Regions from separate parts of the Homo sapiens genome. Here region 2 is linked to region 1. The links are chromatin loops, found by intact Hi-C in ENCODE. Cell type or tissue: endothelial cell of umbilical vein. All regions are shown on one strand. Links, peaks and the distances in the headings refer to the core of each region. The heading gives the core; the rest is flanking DNA. Region 1 overlaps TCF4 (transcription factor 4). Region 2 overlaps LINC01929 (long intergenic non-protein coding RNA 1929).

Evidence for each region. Hi-C counts contacts between places; a loop is a spot of excess contacts. Peaks named below come from ENCODE experiments on the same cell type or tissue, not always from the same donor. Only the 100,000 strongest peaks of a DNase experiment are listed, where the experiment ranks them.
Region 2: it touches region 1 in a loop (7-fold over the local background); 6 of 110 quality-filtered maps call a loop at or near these places.

Annotation. Positions count from the first base shown.
Region 1 is chr18:55,327,168-55,329,667 of GRCh38, forward strand. The region is part of intron 8 of TCF4 (transcription factor 4); the gene reads right to left. Among named protein-coding and RNA genes, the nearest start is that of TCF4-AS1, 120 kb to the right of the region's middle. In endothelial cell of umbilical vein, for the core only: no CTCF peak of the experiment used is centred there; DNase peaks (open chromatin) are centred at 1,334 and 1,974; H3K27ac peaks cover 2,207 bases.
Region 2 is chr18:55,106,422-55,113,556 of GRCh38, forward strand. LINC01929 (long intergenic non-protein coding RNA 1929) reads right to left here. Exons shown (of 3, transcript NR_110743.1): 3 at 1-2,232. Among named protein-coding and RNA genes, the nearest start is that of LINC01929, 14 kb to the right of the region's middle. In endothelial cell of umbilical vein, for the core only: no CTCF peak of the experiment used is centred there; a DNase peak (open chromatin) is centred at 4,210; H3K27ac peaks cover 1,627 bases.

The sequences.
Region 1 (2,500 bases), core at 1-2,500:
TTCAATTGGGATCCTAATTATTTTAAATTTTTTTTCAATATACACACGTATCTGGAGAAAATATTTATCTCAGATAAACACACTTATCGGATAAGTAGAAAATATACTTATCTGAAGTAAATCCATATTACACCAAGAAGTCAGATAAAGCACAAATCATCTCAATCTTTTTAGTGGCATGAACTTATTTTCTTGGCATCATTTAGATATTCTCAGGTAAAATACTTTTAACTATTTACATGGTTCAAATATGGACACATTTAGTTTGGAAGATGCTTTTATCACAGAAAAGTATCAAAATATCAGCGTAAACTGTGAAATCTAATTTTATTTGTGTCTTTTTTAGTGACTTCCTATGTTATCTTGAATTGGTTATTTTTATATGGCCTGGGTTCATATGTAGACATTCAAATGGTTTATCACATGATCAAATATTTATTTTCTGAGTGACTGGTCAGATAGCTTGTATTCATATTGATTATAAAGTAATTCACATTGATTACTAAGGTAAGCAATGGGTTGTTTTTTAACTAGATTTTTGATCCATAAGTAAATATTTGACTTCTACCTTTCTGTGGCACTATTTCCCTTTAGAAGAAAGAAGAGACTTCTCATTTTGCTTTATGTGGCATTATAAAAACTCACACAGACATATATGGTTTGGAGAGACAGCAGCATGCAAAATAGATGCAAAAACCAGATTCTCAAATTTCAGTATACAGTGAAATCTGATCAGATTCATTTCCCCACTTTTCCACATATTTTCATGTCTGAGGTAAAGAATTCAATGAGTATGCCATTATCTACATGAACATAACATCTTCTAGGAAATTCAACAAACCAGAGATACAAAATGGCATCACCCTGCAAACAAGGTAAAATGTAGCTAATAGCATTATGTGATATGGCAAAGTGTAATACCAAGTAGCAAGACCAGAATATATAGATTTTTAGGTTTAATTACACTGGAACCTACACATTTGACTCAAAGTGAAATTCACTTCTTCCTTCCTCAATTTTTTGCAAAGTAACTGCAAAAGTCATAAATTTACTACTAAATCTCTCAAATATTAAATGAAATTAGGCAAACATAGTGCAATTGACACATCTGAAGACTAGATGTGATTTTTATTTAAGGAGAAAAGACTTCATTATGCCTCTTATTTTTCCCCAGGCCGTCAATCTTTTTCCCTTGGGATAAGTGGAATGTTCTTAAAAAAAAAAAAATAACAAACCCTTATCCTAACCCAGTGTAATCCATAGCCAGTCTCCAAGTTTGATACAAAAACAAACCATTTCTATTTTGGTACAATGAGGAAGCATCACACTGGACAATGTAAAAACAGAGATGGAGGAAGTTGACTCAGATTGCTGCACTTCCTAGATGAAGCTGGTTAGCGAGCTTACCACAATCACCTGAGTCAAATGAAATTCGAGGACAATTGTTTTTTTCCCTCAAAATGGTACACGTGTAAATGAATTCCCAAAAAGTTAGAGGGGAAATCCTGGTTATGTTTATTTGTCTGGATGAAGGATGATAGTTGAGAAACTTTTAACAAAAAATGGATGGATGAAGCTGACTGGAATCTCAGCACAGGATGTTCTCAATTTTAAAAAATTTGTGAATAAATATCAGGCTTCCCAATGCATTGCTCGATAATCAGAGGGGAAATGTGATTATTACAATGAAAATGGTTTTCATTCTAAATGAACTAATTATCTAGGGTTTATTAACCCTCTTTGGGGGTGAAGATTCTAGCAATTTCCTGAGGTTTCTAACTGTTGATTACCTTTGTTCTTTCACATCATGGAGCAATAGGACAACTTGCTAGGCAGAGAACAAACAATTGTCAAATACTTTAAATGGCCACCTCTGACAAACGGAATGAAAAGAGTAGGTATAAAGGAAAAACAAAACATAAATTTTAAAATGCAAGTGAATGACCATACAGTGAGAGCATCCAACGTACATCCATCACTGAAGTGCCTTTTCAAGTTCGTGTTTAGCAGATCTAAGTTCCCTCAAGGCCAATCGATAGCCTAAAGCTTAAGCAGGTCATTGGTCCATTCCTAATCTAAATATGGTGTTCTTTAACTCAAAATAAACTTGAATTTTAACGACTGAGTTTTCAAAATAAGCACTCTCTTCATTCTGTTAATCAAAAGCACTTATATACCCACCCCACACATAAACACAGACACGACCAGGAAGGAACAGGTGAGACAAGTTTTGCATCATCTTCTATTAAAAGACAACAACTTAGAGTAAATCCCACGAGTAATCTAAAAGACTTTTTTTAAAGAGATAATGTGCAATTTTAAAAAATTCTGGGTTTTCATTAAATAACAGTGAAAGAAATTCATAAACTTTTATTGAGCATAAACAGTACTAAAATAAGAATGATTTGGGAAAAAAATTGATATTGATAAATTTTGGCTTTTAACATTAACCCAGCTGAATCAGGTATGGGTGATGAGTGAGAAAAAGTACTGTGGCAGT
Region 2 (7,135 bases), core at 2,783-5,282, 220 kb before region 1:
CTCTGAGGAATGAGAAGTCAACATGTGTAAAGCGCACGGGATATCATAGTGAATGCTCTATAAATAATTTCTCTCTGGCTTTTTTTTTTTTTTTGGTCTCCTAACATCTATTCAAGCTTTTATTTCATTTTGATTCTCAGTTCTGTTTCTCAAATTTCAGATCAAGGATGCTTTAGAAGTAGAAGTAGCCTATTACAACATTCATCTTATGGGCTCCGGGAAAACACCGGGTGGGGCCAGAAAGCTGAAATGATTTCCCCAAGATGAGACAGAGAGTCTCAGAGCCAACCCATGGTTCCTGATTCTAAGACTAGTGCTCTTGCTATTAAAAAATATTCAACTGTTTCTTTAACTGATTAGCAGAATTTATTTCAAGACTGCTTTGCCTAAAATTATCTATAAGACAGTTACATAAGCCTTTAACTCTAATTTCTTAATACCAATCCAGGATCTTTTCAGTTACTGGAGCTTCACTGTACTGCTATCTTTAGGGTACACGCCAATAAAAAATATTTGTCAGAGGTTATTTACAAGAAGTTCTTTTGCTACTTTGGTAATAAATTATTCTTAGATCCTTAGATCATACGCAGTATGGGCCAACCCTTAGAGCAATTATCACAACCACAAACTCTTCTAAAAACTGACATAGCACCTGCTGAGCAAGACTGCCTTAGGAAATTCCTTATCCATTCTTTGGCTACAATTCCCTACTACATTTTGGCCTCGGCTAATTGGACCAGAGGGTGAACACCTGACCAAAGGCAAACATTCCATTGGCTGGTCAGCATCCTATTAGGAGGCCTGAAATGAAAGCTTTGACCAATAAAAATCAAGATAACAGGTCCAATTAGATTCTATCTCAGAGTGAAAAAGAGTCAAAGTCAACTAGTTTCTAACAAATGCTGTGATCCACACTTCAGATTGGAGTCTGTGAAATATGCACCAACTTCAAGACAATTCCGTGGTAAAACTGGAAAAAATTAGTCATTAAGACATTAGCCAGGATGTTAGTGGTATGAGAGGATATAAACATGCAGCCTTGAAATTAAAATACATAGCCTTTAGGCTTTGACCTAGATATCTCAGCAAAGTGAACAAAGAATAGCATTAAAAGTAAATAAAAGATTGAGGCAGGAGGATAGCTTGAAGTCAGGAGTTTGAGATTGGCCTGTGCAGTACAGCGAGACCTCTTCTCTACATAAAAATGTTAAAATTAGATACAAATATAAGCCCGTAAATAATCTTTGATCTTAAAATTTCTAATTTGGAAAAGTGTCATTTGTATGGTGTTCTATATTATTAATGGTTTCAAACTTTAATCAGAGATATCTTTCCTTTTCAGGCAAAGCACACACCATGAAAGATACTGCTAAAAGTTTTTAATATTGCCAGTAATATTATCAAGGTAATTAAAGGGCTTGTAATAATATTTTGTAATAATATCTGAATATCTTAGTGATTAAACTTGGAAAAGCCAAACTAGATAGAGAATGACACTGAGAAGAGTAGATAGCACAGGGTCCAAGGTCAGGCGTGGTTCAACAATTGTCCATAGAAAGTCTTTGTTTTGATCAGGATATATGAGTTGGAAAATTTCGTGATCGTGGATGAAGTTTTCTTTGTACTTTCATGAAAAACTACCATTTAAAATTTGGCAGATGTTTAAAAATGATGATTTTTTTAAAACTACCATACTAGACAATGTCATTTGTAAATCAATGTGTAATTAAAACATTTTGAAAAGATGCCCATACCAGACCTCCAGATTTTCTCCACATTTGAGTAACTTGGAATTTGATTTTCTTCATAGCCTGTTAGCCATTTTGACTGAAACAGGACCACACCAAAGGCAAAGGCTGGTTGTTTCAGTCCAGAGATGTGCCTCCATAGAAGAATTACTTTGAACAAATCTTAATAGATTTTAGGAAAATATTTTAAAATCAACTGTTGGAGAATTTAACTATTTTCAGATGAACAGTTTATTGCTTGATTGTTTTTCCCTTCTTATTCTTCCATGTGGTTTTATGCAGAAGTGATCTGGTTGTAAAATATGAAGAGATGGCAATAAACTCATTTGGCATTATTTGGATCAAGCAGCTGGTTGACTTAAATCAGTTATATCACTTCTGTCCACCTCCATGCGAAGCACTGGTCCAGACCACCATCTCCCTCACCTGGGTTACTACAGCAGCTCCCAGCTGGTCTCTCTGCTCCTCTTCTCACTTCTCCAATCTATTCTCAATGAAGAAGCACAAATGAAAAAATATTAATTGTATCATGTCACTCGCCTTCATTCATTTAATGAGCCCTAATCACAACTCTTTAGCTTCCTGCCACATTCAGAGTAAAACAATTTCCCATTCTGGCTTTTAGGGCCATCCTTGATCTTGCCCTTGACTCTTTCCAATCTTGACTCCTCTTTCCCTGGGTCACAATCCTCTAGCCCCACTGGGCTCCTCTCATTCCACCCCTGGAGCACACAAGCTTTTCCTCACCTCAAGGCTGTGCACATGTTCTTTGCTCTCTCTACTGATGGTCTCTCCCTTTCCTCTCCTTTTTTTCTCAAAAAGAAACCCCTCTTCTTTTCAGGATAATGTCAACTCTTCAAGTAAGCCTTTAGCACCCAGCTAAAAGATCCCGTCCATCTCAGTCCCTTGCTGGTTATCTTCTCAGCGCATATCACAATTAAGAATGGCTCTATTGCTTTATTCTGTGTTATCCATGGGAGCTGACAAATGTCTGTCCTCTTAACTCATATCTTCCCAGCATCCAGCAGAGTGCCTTGCCCATGGTAGGTATCTAATAGGTATTTTTTGAATTAATAAGTGAATGAACAAATGATATTTCTTTCTGAAATCTTTGTCATCAATCTAATCTGAAGATTGGGGATATTCTAAATACAGTTTAAATAGCCTTATATTTCTTATTCTCAGAAAATGGCCAAGATATACTTCTGGGGCTGAATGGCTAGACCTGTTTTCCTATGGGAGGGTATGGGGATTCTAGCCATGTGAGATAGCCCATATTTTCCATCTTGTGTCATGCCAGCACTCAGCAGTTTTTATCCCAGTCTTAGTATAGCCCTGAAATCATGGGAGAATATGAATACAGTGAAGTTCAGATGGAGGGTGGCTCAGAGTAGGTTCCCTGGACTAGAGTCCAGCAACTAAAATCCAACTAGTCAGGCCAATGGCAAATGGGCAGCTCCTGGGCACCACGCAGGTTGCTACAAAGAACTCAGATTGAGTTTAGGAGCTACTCAGAGGAACCTGGAACACAACACTGCATCAGCCTGGAGAACACTTTCAAATGCTGAGAGCTTTCCTTACTCCAAGGGCATGTTTGTGAGCTATACTATCCAACCCCCAACCCCTCATACTTGGAGAGATGTAAATCTGAATGACACTTAAGCTCTTTCTCTCTCGTGGATATAGACTGAGATCTTCTATGGGCAAATCATTTTCTAAAGAGGTATGTCATTTCATAGTTTCTTCCTAGATTTGAGGGGATGATGCTATCAATTGTCCCTTAGCCTTTAGAAGAGAGTAGCCTAAGTTGAAGAGTTGCTTTTGTCATGCTAACCAACAGCCAAAGCAGCAGGAATTGTGTGATTGAGGGGAACTTCAGGCAGCCCAGGAGGTGCAGGAGTTTATATTCTCTCTCTGTGGCCTACTCAAAGGACTTTCTGATACATACACCTCCAGGGGAGTGGATAGAGTTTATCACATAAACTCCTCTAGGGAGGATTACTTAGGTAAGACTGGAAACTCAGAGGATCTGAGTAGGGCCAAAAGCCAGAAACTGGTACTCTGAATTATAATCCAGATGTCCAGTGGGAAATGCAGCTTGGGAGAGACCTGCACAAAAGTCCTCCAGCATTTTTGTAGTTTTTGGATCGTTTACTTTAACAAGCTCTTCCCCCACTGCACTCCCACCTCTACCTTTGTTTGTTCAACCTTTCCTATATTGACTTTAAATTAAAAATAAATTTTACAAAACATAACACAATAGAGATTCGATGGCTAAGTGATCACACAGCATTTGCCCCAAAGAATGAAACAATTAAAATCCCATCAGTCTTGATAACGTTTTGTACCGTGATGCTAGACTTCCTGTTGCTTTGACCTCTCTCCTTCCGGCATCCTGTCCGGGGACAGAAATGACACCACAAACGTTTCCTGTGCCTGTCCTCTCCACTTCTGACCCCTCACTACATCCTCTCTCCATCTATTTGGAGAGCAATGATTTGGTTCCTTTGGAATTCCTCCCAGTTCATATATTTGATGACACTTGTTGCTAATTTGGGATGCCGACAATGCAGGCAAAAGCCCGGGCTGAGCTCATACCAGCCTTTAGCCTCCTACGCCACTAGCATACTGGCAAATTGGAAATGCAATATTCTTAGCTATTTTTGGTCATAATTTGTTGTGGGATCCCTTCTCACTGCAGTCTTCCTGAGTATCCTGGATATCTGAAATAAATTAATATCTTAAACTCTTTTAGATACTTTTTCTGTGCCCACTCATTTTGAAAACACCTCTTGAAGTATCATAAATCAGTGTCCTGCTGTGCAACTGTGGGAAGGGTCCTCTGGACAGAGGCTGAGGTCAAGGACTCCAAGTCTGGGACCAAGGAGCTACCATCTTGCTATTTGCCCTGGTGCCATAGGAGCCTTCCTTTTCTTCCCCAAGCATCTCATGTCTGTAGAATTAAGATGTCAGCCCATAGCATAACAGCCAATGGCCAGCCATGCTTAATGCTGTGGTCTGCAGAGCATTCAGTACATTGTTGCCAGCCAGAAGATATTAAATACAAGTCATGACCATACTACCATAGAATAATAATTAAAAGAAGATGAGTTCTGTTGCCTTCATGGTACTCTCCTCCCCATAATTTAGCAGCTGATGGGATTGGGAAGCCAGGCCAGGTACAGAAATGGGGCCCCAGGTGCTGTCTGCATACCTTCCCTGCACCAGGAGGCCTTGGTTCTGAGCCCTGTGCTGTCTGCCTGCTGGCCAGCTGCCTGTGGACACCCACAGATGCCCCCCTGCTGCTCCAGACACACCACTGGAATCTATTCCCAAACAGCACATGTTGGGTTCACATTTTCATCCTCTTCCTTCTTAAGATGAAATCTCCCATTTTTTCCTCTACTGAGAGACCCTACTAACTTACTTTATCTGAATCCACACCTGAACATGATCACTTACCTTTCAGAAGCCAAAAATTAATTACTGGCCTTGCCCAAATCTGCATATCCAGAGCCTAGAAATGCTAGAAGTATTTTGCAAAGTGCCTGGCACAGAGAAGGCATTGACTATGTGGCTTACTGAAGGGAGGGAAGAGACAGAGACAGGAGAGGGAGTAGGAAAGAGGGAGTGAGAAACATTCTAAAACCCAGAGACATTCTAATGTTAAGCCTTCCTTGGGTCATTCCAAGCCTTTCAAAGAGACCTACATCTAAGAGAAAACTATGATTTTACCACCTTATGTGGTTATGTGCTTTTATGACTATCAAAGATATGGAGATGCCAGGAAGAACAGATTGACAATAGCAGCAACAAAAGCAGTACCTAAGAGTTATGAGAACTTTTTGGGAGGCACTTTGAAATCTTTGACACGTGTGGACTCATTGAATTTCCAAAACAATGTCATGGATATAGTGAGTAATACTGTTATAGCTATTTGATAGATGAGCAGATGGAATTTAGAGAGATTGAGTAACGTAAAAGTTAGGAAGTTGGAGGGGGTGGTGTTGAATTAGATGTCACATCTACTTAGGGGTTTCTTTAGGTCTTCTCTGAAGGTTCTATGACCCTTCTCCATGGTTCCAAGTTCTCAGAATGTGAAGAAGGCAGGCTCAGTGTCATCTTTTCCTGCTGTCTTAACTTGAATGCTTTATGATTTGATACCCTGAATCCTCTTTGCAACTCTACTTCGGTTGGGATCTCCTGGTGCCCAGCATACCTGTCTCCCTAATCCCACAGCCTCCTGAAACAGCCACGTTCCTTCCCTGTATTGCCTCCTCGTCTTTCAGTGGGGGGTGACAACAATTCAGGCTCTTTCAGTTGGGTGCCATCAAGGCTTTTGTGAGTTGCTGCTATGGAGACAAAGCACAGGTACCGTTTCCATTTGCCACCAATTGCTATTAAAAGACAGGCACGGGATGGGAGCCCAAGATGTTCAGTGAATCAACCTGGAACTTACCCCTTTTTGAAAATTCTAATAGAGGGTAATTCAAGCATGTTTGTTGGTGAGCCATCTGCCTCAGGGACCAAGCACAGGTTAGATAATTAAACTCAACCTGTTCCTGCATGGCTGTCTGACTTACCATTTACCTCATTTCAGACTACTCGCCTCCAAAAACCCACTCTCCAAACTGGTTAACTCATTGTTCCCCCAAAACACCTGTCCTCCCTTCTTATTTTTACTCATGCCATCCCATCCACCTGGAATGCCCTTACTTTACTCTCCCTTTCCAGATCCTTATCATTTTCTTCACAATATGTTCCCCAATCACCTTGCTCACAATGATCAGTCTCTCCCTTGGATTCCAATAGTAACGAATTCTATATAATTTGTCTGGTAATTAATCACATGCTGCCTTACAACATTCTACTCTTACCTTAAACTGTTATTTAAATCTTTAATTTTAACATAACTGTTTCCATATGTTTGTCTTATTTCCTTAATTGGAATATAAGATCTTCAAAGGCAGGAGATATATTATACAATTGTATCCCCTTTAGTACTTGGTATGGGGCTGATTGTTCATCTTTTTTTTTTTTTCCTTTTTTTTGGCAAGTGGACAGCCAAAATTATAAAATTTCAGCCAATTACTTTGGTAATAATAGATCAATAATAGTCAAACATGTATGAATGAGTGGAGAACGTGAGACACTTTCTAACCCAGAGAACTGAGGAATGAGCAGGAACAAGAGGACTTTTAGGAGTCCACTGGCCATATCTCTTTCAGGAAGCTTTCAGTCTGCTTCCTTTCTTCCAAAGGAAGACATATAATTCTAGAAAAATGCCTCCATAATTCTTCGTTTGTCTCTCTTTTTCTCTTCCCCATCCCTTCCACCTTGCAACATGCATACTTTATTTCTTCTCTTTTTCTTTCCTCTTGAGTACT